3 separate regions of the Homo sapiens genome follow, and regions 1 and 3 are each linked to region 2. Evidence: chromatin contacts called from ENCODE Hi-C or POLR2A ChIA-PET data. All regions are on one chromosome and are shown on one strand. The core of a region is the stretch at or near the end of the contact, and the rest is flanking DNA. Distances in the headings are between cores, read along the strand shown.

Region 1 (4,073 bases), core at 609-3,108, 280 kb after region 2:
TGGGGACCAAGGGTGGGCAGGAGGCAGGTGGAGCCTGAGACCTCAGGAGGGAAAGGGGCCACACACCCCACCTGTCGTGGAACCACTCCTTGGAGTGGGAGAAGTCGGGGCTGGTGCCGTTTCCACCGTCTTTAGGCCAGGCCTCACTCAGGTACTTGGTGGTCTCGTGGGTGCTGTCCAGGTGATCATGCTGCAGGTGGTCCCGGGGCCGCTGCTCTGCCGGCCCCCCGGGGTTGATTTCCCAGCCATCTGGGGGCTCCATGGGCAGCAGGGTGCTGCGGCCATCTTCCCATAAGCCTGCCCCGTCATCGTAGAATAGGAGGCTTCGGGAGGGCACTGGAGAGGGAGTGTAGGATGAGCGGTGTGCCCAAGATTCCCTCAACATCCTGGCCACATTCATGGCCTAGTGGTTAAGGACGCAGGCCCTGGATCTGAGTCCCAGCTCTGACACTTCCCGGATGTGTGACCTCAGGTAAGCCACACACTTTGCTTTAAACTTTCTGAGCCTCAGTGTGCTCTTCTGTAAAATAGGGATACTAGGACCAACCTCATGTAAATGAGAGGTTTAAATGAGGTAATACAGGGGAAGTGATTGAAACTGTGTTCAGGAAATACTCAGAAAAGTCACCTCTTCCTAGCAGAGGGTACTGAGTTTGGGCATCTGGGAGCTGTGTTCTAACCTCCACCACTTACTTGCTCTATCTCCCTTTTTTTTTTTTTTGAGACAGAGTCTTGCTCTGTCGCCCAGGCTGGAGTGCAATGGCAGGATCTTGACTCCCTGCAATCTCCGCCTCCCGAGCTCAAGCGACTCTCCTGCCTCAGCCTCCCGAGTAGCTGGGACTACAGGTGTGTGCCACCATACCTGGCTACTTTTTGTATTTTTAGTAGAGACGGGGTTTCACCATGTTGGCCAGGCTGATCTTGAACTCCTGGGCCTCAAGTGATCCTCCCACCTTGGCCTCCCAAAGTGCTGAGATTACCGGAGTGAGTTACCGCACCCGGCCAGTCCACCACTTACTTTCTGTGAGACCTGGAATAAGTCTCTTCCCCATTCTAGATCCTAATTTGCCCTTCAGAGAAGGAAAACAAACATTTGTTGGACACCCATCATTTGTTAGGCATTATCCAAGGCCCATAGACCTAAGTAGAGTGGTTAAAATCTTAGAGAAACTCTAGGGAATGAGGTTTCTTTAGCCCCGCTTCCCAGAGGAGGCAGCTGAAGTTCCAGGCACTCAGGGAAATTGTCCTCCCTGAAGGGAGGATGCGAACCCAGGTCTGCCTGGCCCTGGGATCTGCTGCCCCTCCGGCTCTGCAGCCATGACCTCATAGTCTGTGTGAACAGAGGTCCCTGGAACTGCGCAGTGCGCCAGCTCTGCAAACCAGCCTGCTCCAAAGCCATCTGCCTGCTGGGATGTGTCTTCCTCTCCACCCAGCCCAGGTCCTGGGCCTAAAACCCACTGCCTTCCCTCCAAGGGGCTCATTCATTGCCTCCTCTCACTGTGGCTTTATCCATCAACCCCAGCTCTCTTTCCACTCCTTTTTCTCCAGTGGCTTCTGTGGCCTTGGAAAAGCAGACACATGGCTCTCCAGACCTTGCATTGCTGCTGCCCACCCGCCTTTAGTGACCACCCCGTTCTCTCCTCCTCAGCCTGCACGTGTCCGGGGAGGAGCTTTCACTCTCCCTGTCTCTACTTCCTCTTTCCCTAACCCTCCCCACACCAGCTTCCTCCCCTCAAGGCCCTCAACGTCTAGCTCATCCTCCCTGCTATATCCCTCCTTCTTGAAACTCACTCCTTAATCTTCCCTCCTCTGACCTCCCATCTGTTTCCTCTTCCTCCTCCTGTCCTGCCAGACACGTGGTTCTTGGTAAGTGACTGACTGGTAAGTGATGAGGGACAGCCAGGAAGTTCCTCTGTGGGTCCACCTGAAGGATTCTCTGCGTCTGAAATCCACACTCTTCTTTGCTGGGCCCTACCCTGGTTCTCCCTTTGCCAGCTACTGTGATGTAGCTATTCTCTCCTCCGTGAGCTCTAAGAGACTGAGTGTGCTCATTTCATAAGCACAGACACTGTGCTATTTCATGCACTGTCTCACAGCCATGGCTCAGTAAGTGCAAAATTGCCACTCCCATTTTCTAGATGAAGAAATGAAAGCTTAAGACACATGCCCCTGGTCACACAGCAGGTGGCAGTGCCAGTTACGATGGACTTGACATCCCCATGCTCCTAACCACTGTACGTTTACTATCCCCCTTGGAAACAGTAGATATCTGAACCCACACCACCGCTACCCTTCTTCTGTCCATGGTAGACATTATCAGTGGATCATGACACTCCTTCCTGTCAATTCTGAATGGTGCCTCAGGATCCTTCTTTTTTTTTTGAGATGGAGTCTCACTCTGTCACCCAGGCTGGACTGCAGTGGCGTGATCTTGGTTCACTGCAACTTCTGCCTCCCAGTTTCAAGTGATTCTCCTGTCTCACCCCTCTCAAGTAGCCGGGACTACAGGCACATGCCACCATGCCCAGATAAGTTTTGTATTTTTAGTAGAGACGAGGTTTCACCATGCTGGCCAGGCTGGCGTCGAACTCCTGACCTCAGGTGATCCACCGCCTCGGCCTCCCAAAGTGCTGGGATTACAGGCATGAGCCACCGCGCCCGGCCCAGGGTCCTTCTTAACTCAGTGTTTCAGGCAGCTACCACCACCTTATTGGAAATGGCTTTTGAGCTGAAACTCACTTGCTGTCCCTATCATGAGATACTGATGGTGCCTAGCAGATGCCCCATAAGCACTGGCACCATAATGCATGGGGCCCAGGGCTGGAACATTCCTGTTATCCCCTAAACCCACCTCCTGCAAGCCACTCCTGAGCTCTCTGGGAGCTAGGCTGGGCATCGGGAGCTCTGTATTTTAGTCCCAATTCTACCACAAACACTGAGCAAAGCATAGACTCTCTTTGGGCCTCGGTTTCCCCATCTGGAAAATGAGGCAAAATGAGATAATGCTGACCCCACACTTGGCTTCTCTCTTATGTCTGGCTTCTGCCTGGACACTGGGGCTGGGGCAGGGCAGCCTCAGCCCAGGGAGCTGGCATGACAGGCGGGCACTCACTCTGGCTGGCCGTGTAGACGCCGTCTGCGGCCAGGGGGTCTTCCTTCACAGTCTGGGAGCCGGAGGAGAACTCGGGAAGGCAGGGCACGAGGGAGCCCAGCACCAGAACAAAGCACAAGGCTGCCACCTGGTAGCAAAGAGAGAGTGGCATCAGATCTGGGGTAAGGAGGGGCCACGGCCCTGACCACCCCACTCCTCCTCTCCCAAACCAACAGGCACAAAAGTCTTAGCGTTTTCCCAAGGAAGCAGCTGCTCCAGTCGACCACTCCCTCCTACATGTGGGGTCTCCTATCCTCTCTGGGGAAGGCAGGGACAGCCCAGGCCATCCCAGCCCATTGTAGGGGGGTCGCCACAGGCAGTGCTAGAAGTAAGAGGGAAGTGGCCAATGTGGAGTCCCCTTACGGGGTAGAGGAATCAGGAAAGGAAGGAATAGGTGCAGGTGGGGCTTGGGGCTGGGACGAGGGAGGGGGACACACCGCCACATCACGTTCTCAGCAGGATTCTGAGGAGCCTGGCTAGCGGGAGGTGCTGAGAGCCACGGAGCCCACACTACCCCTGCCCATAGCCTGGTTCTGCTGCCTGACAGCTCGAGGGTCTCGGAGGGCCGGGGCATGCTGAGCCAGGCGGCAAGAGACTGGCCATTTCCAGAAGAAGATAGAAGAGGGACTGGAAGAGGTCTGAAACACGCCCTGGGAGCCTTCCGGGTTTCCAGGGGTTTCCTCAGCCTTTTCACTGCCATCTGTTCCAGAAAGAACCATGTCCGTTCTTCCCTGAGTCTCCCCAAGCCCTTCCCTGCACAAGGCCTGTGGAAGCCGCCTCCTCAAGGAACCTGCCCAGCTGTCCCCTAGCTGGGGCCACTGGAGTCACCTACACATCTACACTGTGTTAACCAGTCGGGGACCGGTGTGAGGCAGAAGGCACCATGGGCTTGGAGAAGGAGTCTGGAGTCTGCTAGAACCAG
Region 2 (4,131 bases), core at 403-2,902:
TTTTTGTAAAGTGCCAATACATTATTTAAAAAAGGCTAATACTGTAAGGATGTGCTCTTTGAGTTTAATTAAAGTCTTCAAAGGCTGGGACTTTTTTTTTTTTTTTTTTTTTTTTTTTTTTTTTTTTTTTTTTTTTTTTAGACGGAGTCTTGCTGTGTCGCCCAGGCTGGAGTGCAGTGGCACGATCTCTGCTCACTGCAACCTCCGCCTCCTGGGTTCAAGCGATTCTCCTGCCTCAGCCTCCCGAAAAGCTGGGATAACAGGCACCCGCCACCACGACCGGCTAATTTTTGTATTTTTAGTAGAGACGGGGTTTCACCATCTTGACCAGGCTGGTCTCAAACTCCTGACCTCGTGATCCACCTGCCTCGGCCTCCCAAAGTCCTGGGCTTACAGGCGTGAGCCACTGCGCCCGGCATTTAAAAAAAAAAAAATTTAAGATAGGGTCTTGCTCCATAGATCAGGCTGGAGTGCAATGGTGTGATCATGGCTCATCGCAGCCTCCACCTCCCGGGCTCAGGATATCCTTTCATCTTAGCTTCCCGAGTAGCTGGGCCTACAGGCGGGAGCCACCAGGCCCGGCTAACTTTTTGTATTTATTTATTTTTTTTTTATAGAGACTGGAGTCTCACCATGTTGCCCAGGCTGGTCTTGAACTCCAGGGCTCAAAGCAATCCACCAGCCTCGTCTCCTAAAGTGCTGGAATTATGGACGTGAGCCGCTGCGCCCGACAAACTGGGACTATCTTGTTTCCTTTTTACACCCTTCCTCTCTGAGTAGTGGGGAAGGGTGTAAACCTCCCTAGGAGCAGGTAAGGTAGACTATGATTGCTCACAATTGGTAACCATACTTGCAGTGATCTTTGTGATTTATTGAATCACATCTAGGATGTACATATTAATCCATATTTGTGCTGAGCATATTCATTTATCAACTAAGAGACTACAGAAAAAAGCCATTGTTGTGGTGATGAAAATGTCAACACTTTATCAGGTTCTGAACCCAAAGAGACTTTTGCTTATTATGTAAGAAGCACACCTGTGGCTCTAGGCCTTTGGAAGAAAATAAAAGAGAAAAGCAATCCGTGTGCTTTTTTTCCCCCTGCCTTAAGGTCAGGCTACATAATTCTGGGTTTTCCCAGCTTCTCTTGGTCATGCTTTGTGGGGACTAAACTGGAGCTTTTACGTAGACTGTTCATTTTGTTCCTCAGCTTGAATTCTCTCTCGTTTTCTGTCTCTATGATTTTTAATTCCCCTCACTGCTCTGTTAGGAAACTAAGGGTCAAATGAGGTTAACTAATTTGCTCAATTGGGATAAAGAGTGTTGGGAGTCCATAGAACAGTTGGGGGACTATAGTTACACAACAAGTGTTATTGCGCTATGATTTGATCTTCAACACATTCACGAGAAACTCCAGTTCTCTAAAGAACTTTAACAGCCGGCGACCCACAGAAAATGGCAGAAGTGCAGGCTCTTTTTTAACCCGTGGCTTATGATCTGGGTTTGTTTATTTACGCCTCAGACAGGAGCCGGACCTTGAGTAGGAGTTGAGCTGTTTTTCGGCGCTCGGCTGTGGTTCCTTGAACGATTGCTTGGGCGTTCCTCCTTTGATGTCTGGGGCGTTCTTGTATTCGGTGATCTTTTGCGCCGTCTTCTTGCTTGATGTCTCCTGAGCGGCGGCGGCGCCGGGTCGAGGGCTGAGTTGTCCGCGAGGCCCCGCGCTCAAGCCGCCTTCTCCTGCCGGTCGGTAGAACGGACCCCTTCCTTTATTCCTGTCTCCTCTTTCTTTTTCCCTGTGGCTCAGCCCGTTCGCTGGACTGCAAACCGAGCTCCCGTCTGCCTTGCAGGTAGGCCCAGGAGGAGCCTGGGAGGCCCAGCCCGGCATCCTTCCGCCGCGGGGTTGAGAAGACCTTGGCGCCGGCGGGTGGGCAGGCTGGCCGGCCGCCGTGACACTGCCAGAGGAGGGGCTACCGGACTGCGTTGAGGGGCGCGGCCGGAGGGGCAGCCCGGAACCGAGGGAGAAGCCGAAAGGAGGGAGAGTTGCTGGGGCTTCCCGGTGTGGTTCTTTAGGGAGGAGATGTTGGGTCTAGGGCACCCCCAGTGTGTGGCGAAAATGGCTTTCCAGGAACCGATAGAGCTTTGCGCACTTTGACCCTCCTTCCTTTCTCCTTTTCCCCCCACCCCGAAGTCTCCGGGTGTCATGCCTCAATTGCACTGGGGACCCCTACTGAGTCCAGCCTTTGAAGGGACCTTTGAGTAGGTGGAGGCTTATGGAACAAGGCCCTCTGGCTCTTCTGAGCGAAGTGTTATGTTCTCGCCTTTTTCTGGGTGGGTAAACTGAGGCTGATGTCTGGGACGTGACTTCCCCACATATCCCCAACAGATCATTAAATTCACTGTAAGTCACTTTTTGTCGTTTACCAATTCCCTTCCCCCCACTTACCAGTCAAGTTATGAAAACAGTGAGTTATTGTTTGATCGTCTGTGATCCCAATTTTCCTAGGAATATAGACTGTTAGGAATATAGATCCTGTCACAAGAGGCTTCAGAAGTAAAGGAACCATGTGGTTTCTTGGCTGTTTTGCTTTTCAAAGTCTGTATCATTTTAACTAGTGTAGCAATGACAGTTTCTTTTTGTTTCTTGATAACCTTGTTGTCTACTTTGTTTCCTGATAACCTTGTTGTCTACTTTGTTTCCTGATAACCTTGTTGTCTACATTGTTTCCTGGTTGATTTATCCTCCTTCTCCCCAGCCTCTTTGGAAATCTTATAACTATGGTGTTTGTGGTTAGAGGTTAGAGTCTAGTAGAGGATGGTCAAGACTTTGAAGGCAAACGCTTGTCCTGTGAGGGTCTGCTTTCTGGGGAGTATCCAATGGAAACCCAAGGAGTCTGTCTCTCTTTTTTCTTTTTTTTTTTTAAGACAGGCTAGCTCTGTCGCCCAAACTGGAGTGCAGTGGCGCGATCTTGGCTCACTGCAACCTCTGCCTCCCGGGTTCAAGCGATTCCCCTGCCTCAGACTCCCGAGTAGCTGGAAGTACCGGCGCGCGCCACCACACTCGGCTAATTTTTGTATTTGTAGTAAAGACGGGGTTTCATCATGTTGGCCAGGCTGGTCTTGAACTCCTGGCCTCAAGTGATTCGTCCACGTCGGCCTCTCAAAGTGCTGGAATTACAGGCATCCACCGCGCCCGCCCAGTTTTGTTGTATTTGATTAGTAGTTTGGTCACTGCACATACAAAAGCTAAAAAAGGCTGTGTGTAGAAATCATTCAAATATTGAGATATTTAAATGAAAGGTTAACGCTTTGGGAACTCCTTTGTGGTTCCCTTTTCCTTCCCAGCTTGGAAAGTCTGGGGACTAAGTCTGTTATTTTCATCGGATTCAGTACCATGATCCTAATTTGTGTCACTTCATTCTTGGAAAAAAAAAAATTCAGCCTGTCGGGCGCAGTGGCTCACTCCTGTAATCCCAGCACTTTGGGAGGCCAAGGCAGGTGGATCACCTGAGGTCGGAAATTCGAGACCAGCCTGACTAACGTGGAGAAACCTAAAAATTCAAAATTAGCCGGGCGTGGTGGCGCATGCCTGTAATCCCAGCTACTTGGGAGGCTGAGGCAGGAGAATCACTTGAACTCGGGAGGCGGAGGTTGCGGTGAGCCGAGATCACGCCGTTGCACTCCAGCCTAGGCAACAAGAGCGAAACTCCGTCTCAAAAAAAAAAAAAAAAAAAAATCAGTCTTGAGGTCATTCTGGGTTGGATAAGTTTCCAAAGTATGTAGAATCAGTAAGAGAGCGTTTTTTTGTGTGTGTGTTTTTTGAGACGGAGTCTTGCTTTGTCCCCCAGGCTGGAGTGCAGTGGTGCGATCTCGGCTCACTGCAAACTTCTCCGCCTCCCAGGTTCAAGCAATTCTCTGCCTCAGCCTCCTGAGTAGCTGGGATTACAGGCGTCGCCACCACGCCCAGCTAATTTATTGTATTTTTAGTAGAGATGGTGTTTTACCATCTCGGCCAGGCTGGTCTTAAACCCCTGACCTCGTGATCCACCTGCCTTGGCCTCCCAAAGTGCTGGGATTACAGGTATGAGCCACCGCGCCCGGCTAAGAGAGTGGTTTTAAGGGTGCAGAGATTCA
Region 3 (4,395 bases), core at 1,615-4,114, 340 kb before region 2:
AGAGGCAGGGTCTCACTCTATCATCCAGTCTGGTCTTGAACTCCTGACCTCAAGCAATCCTCCTACGTCAGCCTCCCAAAGTATTGGGATTACAGGCATGAGCCACCATGCCAGGCCTAAAAAATACTTTGAATCAAGTTTCCATATTACCAACCTTAAAAAATATTTTAAAATTAATTTTTAAAATAAGTTAAACAAAATGTAAACCAGAATTGTTTTTCATTTAAAAAGATGTTGGCTGGGCGCGGTGGCTCACGCCTGTAATCCAAGCAGTTTGGGAGGCCGAGGTGGGTGGATCACCTGAGGTCAGGAGTTTGAGACCAGCCTGACCAACATGGAGAAACCCATCTCTACTAAAAATACAAAATTAGCCAGGCGTGGTGGCGCATGCCTGTAATCCCAGGTACTAGGGAGGCTGAGGCAGGAGAATCACTTGAACCCAGGAGGCGGAGGTTGGGGTGAGCCCAGATCGCATCATTGCACTCCAGCCTAGGCAACAAGAGTGAAACTCCATCTCAAAAAAAAAAAAAAAAAAAAAAAAAGATGTAAGCCAGGTGCAGTGACTCACACCTGTAATCTCAGTACTTTGGAAGGCCACAGTAAGAGGCTTGCTTGAGCCCTGGAGTTCAAGACCAACCTGGACAACATAGTGAGACTCTTTCTCTACAAAAAATTAAAAAATTAACCAGGGATGGTGGCATGTGCCTGTAGTCCCAGCTACTTGGAAGGCTGAGGTAGCAGGATCACTTGAGCCCGGAGGTTGAGGCTGCAGTGAGCCGTGATAGTGCCACTGCACTCCAGCCTGAGTGACAGTGCCAGACATTGTCTCAAAAAAAAAAAAAAAGAAGAAGAAAAAAAAAAAAGATGTGCATGGTACATCCATACAATGGAATATTATTCAGAAATAAAAAGAAATGAGTTATCATGCCACAGAAAGACATGGAGGAAACTTAAATGCTTACTGCTAAGTTAAAGAAGCCCATCTGAAAAATTTACACACTGTATGACTCCAACTACATGATATTCTGGAAAAGGCAAAACTTTAGAGACCATAAGATCAGTGGTTGGCAAGGGCTGCAGGGGGAGGGAGAAGGATCAATAGGTGGAGCACAGGGGATTTTTCAGGACAGTGAAACTATTCTGTATGATAATGGAATGGTGAATACATGACATGCATTTATCAAAACCCACAGAACTGAACAACACAAAGAACCCTAATGTAAACTATGGACTTTAGTTAATAATATGTATCTATAATAATATATCTATATAATAATAATAATATATAATATATTATTATATATTATAAATATATATGTTTATCCATTGTAACAAATGTACCACACTAATGCAAGATGTAAATAATAGCGGAAACTGTGAGTGAGGGAGACCCAAGGTATATGGGAACTCGCCGTACTATCTGCTCAATTTTCTGTAAACTTAAAACTTCTCGCCATGTGCAGTGGCTCACGCCTGTAATCCCAACACTTTGGGAGGCCGAGGTGGGCGGATCACCTGAGGTCAGGAGTTTGAGACCAGCCTGACCAACATGGTGAAACCCCGTCTCTACTAAAAATATAAAATTAACCTGGCGTGGTGGCGCATGCCTGTAATCTCAACTACTCGGGAGGCTGAGGCAGGAGAATCGCTTGAATCCGGGAGGCAGAGGTTGCAGTGTACTCCAGCCTGGGCAACAGGAGAGAAACTCTGTCTCAAAAAACAAAACAAAACAAAACAAAACGTCTTTAAAAAAATAAAAGTCTATGAATTATTTAAAATGTGTATTGTGGCCGGGCGCGGTGGCTCACGCCTGTAATCCAAGCACTTTTGGAGGCTGAGGCGGGCAGATCACGAGGTCAGGAGATCGAGACCATCCTGGTTAACACGGTGAAACCCCGTCTCTATTAAGTATACAAAAAAGTAGCCGGGCGAGGTGGCGGGCGCCTGTAGTCCCAGCTACCCGGGAGGCGGAGCTTGCAGTGAGCCAAGATCGCGCCACTGCACTCCAGCCCGGGCGACAGAGCTAGACTCCGTCTCAAAAATAAAATAAAATAAAATGTGTATTGTGTGCATATGTGTGTGTGTGTACATATCTATGCGTGTGTGTGCCTTTTTTCATTCATTAAATGCCTTATACACTAAAGATGCTCAACAAAGTACTACATATACAGTCTTAGCTCAAGAGCCAAGTCAATATCTCAAGTTCTGTTGGAGTGGGCAAATCCGGTTCTGATCCTAGCGCTACCATTTTCTAGCTGTGTGGCCTAACTTAACGCAAGTTACCTCTTCAGCCCCAGTTTCTCCACCTGCAAAACTGGAAGAAAACACGGTAATTCCTCCTAGGGCTGTTGAGAAATTCAAATGAAGAATGATGCATGAAAAATGCTTAGCACAGTGCCTAATGAAAAAGAAAAGCTCGAAATGTTCGCTGACTGATTTGGCACTTGAGGTTCCAAGGTTATTCTTACTCCACTACCAGCATATCAATAATACCCCAACAGGGCCCCAAATCCTCAACGCCAACCTGACCCATTTGAACACAATCCACATTGCCTGAGTTCCAGCCCCTACACTTCAAACATTCTTTACTTCCCAGGTGCTTTTTTCCTTCCTGCTCGGCCTTACAGGCTCAGGCCCTGGAACCCCCGCCTCTCCGCCCCTCCCCATACCACCCGGACCCGATCCCACTCAGACCCCGCCCCCGCCTCCTCCCAGACCCTGGCCTAATTCGTCTGCACGTCTTTCCCTCCCCAAAGTTAAAGGGGGTTCCTACCCAGATACTCGTAGTCCGGTAGGGCTAGGCGCTCCGGACTCAGCATCCTTTGACCGGGGTGGCTTCAAAGCTCCAGCTCTCCGGCTTCCGGAACCCAGGTTGCCGTCTCTCTCCGTTGCCATGGCACCCACGCGGCGGAAGGGGGACGGGAGCTGGAGGAGGTGTCACACAAACAGTCTCCGTGTCGCAAAGTGGAGCTGGCCACTCAAGTTCCGGGGGCAGTCGCTTCACGATGGTCCAGGTTTCTTTGGACTCCCATTCTTGAAGACTTGGTTTTAGAGGAATCTGAGATGAAGAATTCTTTTGAATCCGTTATGTTTCCCAGTGTCGAAGAATTACTGTCAGCCGCCCATATACGCAGTTTCTGAATTTCATAACTATCCCTGCTTTTATACACTGTTTATCCTAACTCAGTAATAGCCCCCGCCCTTTGGCCCCCATAAACACTTAGTATCCCATTAGCTATTTTTATCTCTTTGGTATTTACTATCTTAAATTGCTACAAAGTGCTTACGTATGCATATACCCTGGATGCTTCTAGAGGTCAGAGATGTGTCTTTTCTGCCTATGACGGCTGGACACACAAAAGGTACTCATTAAGTCCTCTGAACTAATTGCCATTTCTTCTCAATTCTCACTCAGTCGCCCAGGCTGGAGTGCAGTAGCGTGATCTCGGTTCATTGCAACCAGCGCCTCCCGGGTTCAAGCGATTCTCCTGCCTCAGCCTCCCAAGTAGCTGGGATTACAGGCGCCCGCCACTCCGCCTGGCTAATTTTTTGTGTTTTTAGTAGAGATGGGGTTTCACCATGTTGGCGAGGCTGGTCTGCAAACTCTTGACCTCAGGTGATCCGCCGACCTCAGGTGATCCGCCTGCCTCAGGCCTCCCAAAGTGCTGGGATTACAGGCGTGAGCCACCGCGCCCAGGCTCAATTCCTTTTTATCTTTGGTTCTTCTTTCTATTCCTAGCCCTTACTATTTGGTACCTTTCCCAGGTGTCTTTCCTTTTTCCTACCAAGACATTGCTCTTCTTGAGGGAGAGGGGCTGCAGAAACGAGGACACCAGTTAGATTTTTTTCCCTATATGCCCAATTGCTCACTTCTTCTTTAAGAGAATATTCACTGGTTTTCAAGTTCCTAAATATTTCTTTTCGCCCCTCTCCACTCCTGACAACAGGTCAGAGATCTGTAGCACTAGACACAGTTCAGACATAGCAGAAAAAGCCACTCTGTCCTCACTTTTTTAGTGCCCTCCCCCTCCAACAAGGTGAGGTTTGTGAAAAAGAGACAAAGAAAACAAAATCAAGCTATCAAAGGAATGACTGGGAAACCAGTAGACCACCTACACTGGGAGGAAAAGGAAAGAGGAGGTTCTTCTCTTTGTGTTCCGAGTGGCCTATTCTTAGCGTCCTCCAGTAAGGAGCCTCAAACCTCCTAATTCTTGCTTTCCCTTAAAATTGTATATGTGTCTCAATTCTAGGCTCCTGTGAGTCACTCTAAGTTTGGATGTGGTGAGGTTAAAAGGACAGAGCCAAAGTAGGAGCAGGGCTTAGTGTCTTGAGGCAAATTTACTAATTTGGTATTTGGTGTGAAGTCCAGCAAATCTGATTTTTTTTTAATTGCCT

The links. Hi-C counts contacts between places; a loop is a spot of excess contacts on that map. ChIA-PET counts read pairs that join two places held with the same protein, here RNA polymerase II (POLR2A). Pooled maps may share reads with other maps.
Region 1: a loop to region 2 is called in a pooled map, with 2.7 times the contacts of the local background. The contact joins the enhancer-like site here to the promoter of AMBRA1 in region 2. A Hi-C loop is called at or near these places in 1 of 50 pooled maps. POLR2A ChIA-PET finds 5 or more read pairs at or near these places in 2 of 52 experiments (CD8-positive, alpha-beta memory T cell and OCI-LY7).
Region 3: a loop to region 2 is called in a map of CD4-positive, alpha-beta T cell, with 2.5 times the contacts of the local background. The contact joins the promoter of CSTPP1 here to the promoter of AMBRA1 in region 2. A Hi-C loop is called at or near these places in 1 of 168 maps with a recorded cell type or tissue (CD4-positive, alpha-beta T cell) and 7 of 50 pooled maps. POLR2A ChIA-PET finds 5 or more read pairs at or near these places in 2 of 52 experiments (B cell and HEK293).

The regions. Positions count from the first base shown.
Region 1 is chr11:46,316,527-46,320,599 of GRCh38, reverse strand. CREB3L1 (cAMP responsive element binding protein 3 like 1) reads right to left here. Exons shown (of 12, transcript NM_052854.4): 10 at 3,113-3,239; 11 at 72-336. Among named protein-coding and RNA genes, the nearest start is that of DGKZ, 29 kb to the left of the region's middle. Within about 2 kb of position 1,858, at least 9 of the 41 ENCODE cell types and tissues checked have a DNase peak (open chromatin) inside an H3K27ac peak, as active enhancers do; they include OCI-LY7, where a contact is called at or near this core.
Region 2 is chr11:46,591,544-46,595,674 of GRCh38, reverse strand. It overlaps AMBRA1 (autophagy and beclin 1 regulator 1), which reads left to right and starts at 1,652. Exons shown (of 18, transcript NM_001387011.1): 1 at 1,652-1,847. RefSeq lists enhancers at 1,468-1,897, 1,400-1,900.
Region 3 is chr11:46,935,230-46,939,624 of GRCh38, reverse strand. It overlaps CSTPP1 (centriolar satellite-associated tubulin polyglutamylase complex regulator 1), which reads right to left and starts at 2,864. Exons shown (of 9, transcript NM_024113.5): 1 at 2,774-2,864. The coding sequence starts at 2,819. RefSeq lists an enhancer at 2,797-3,006.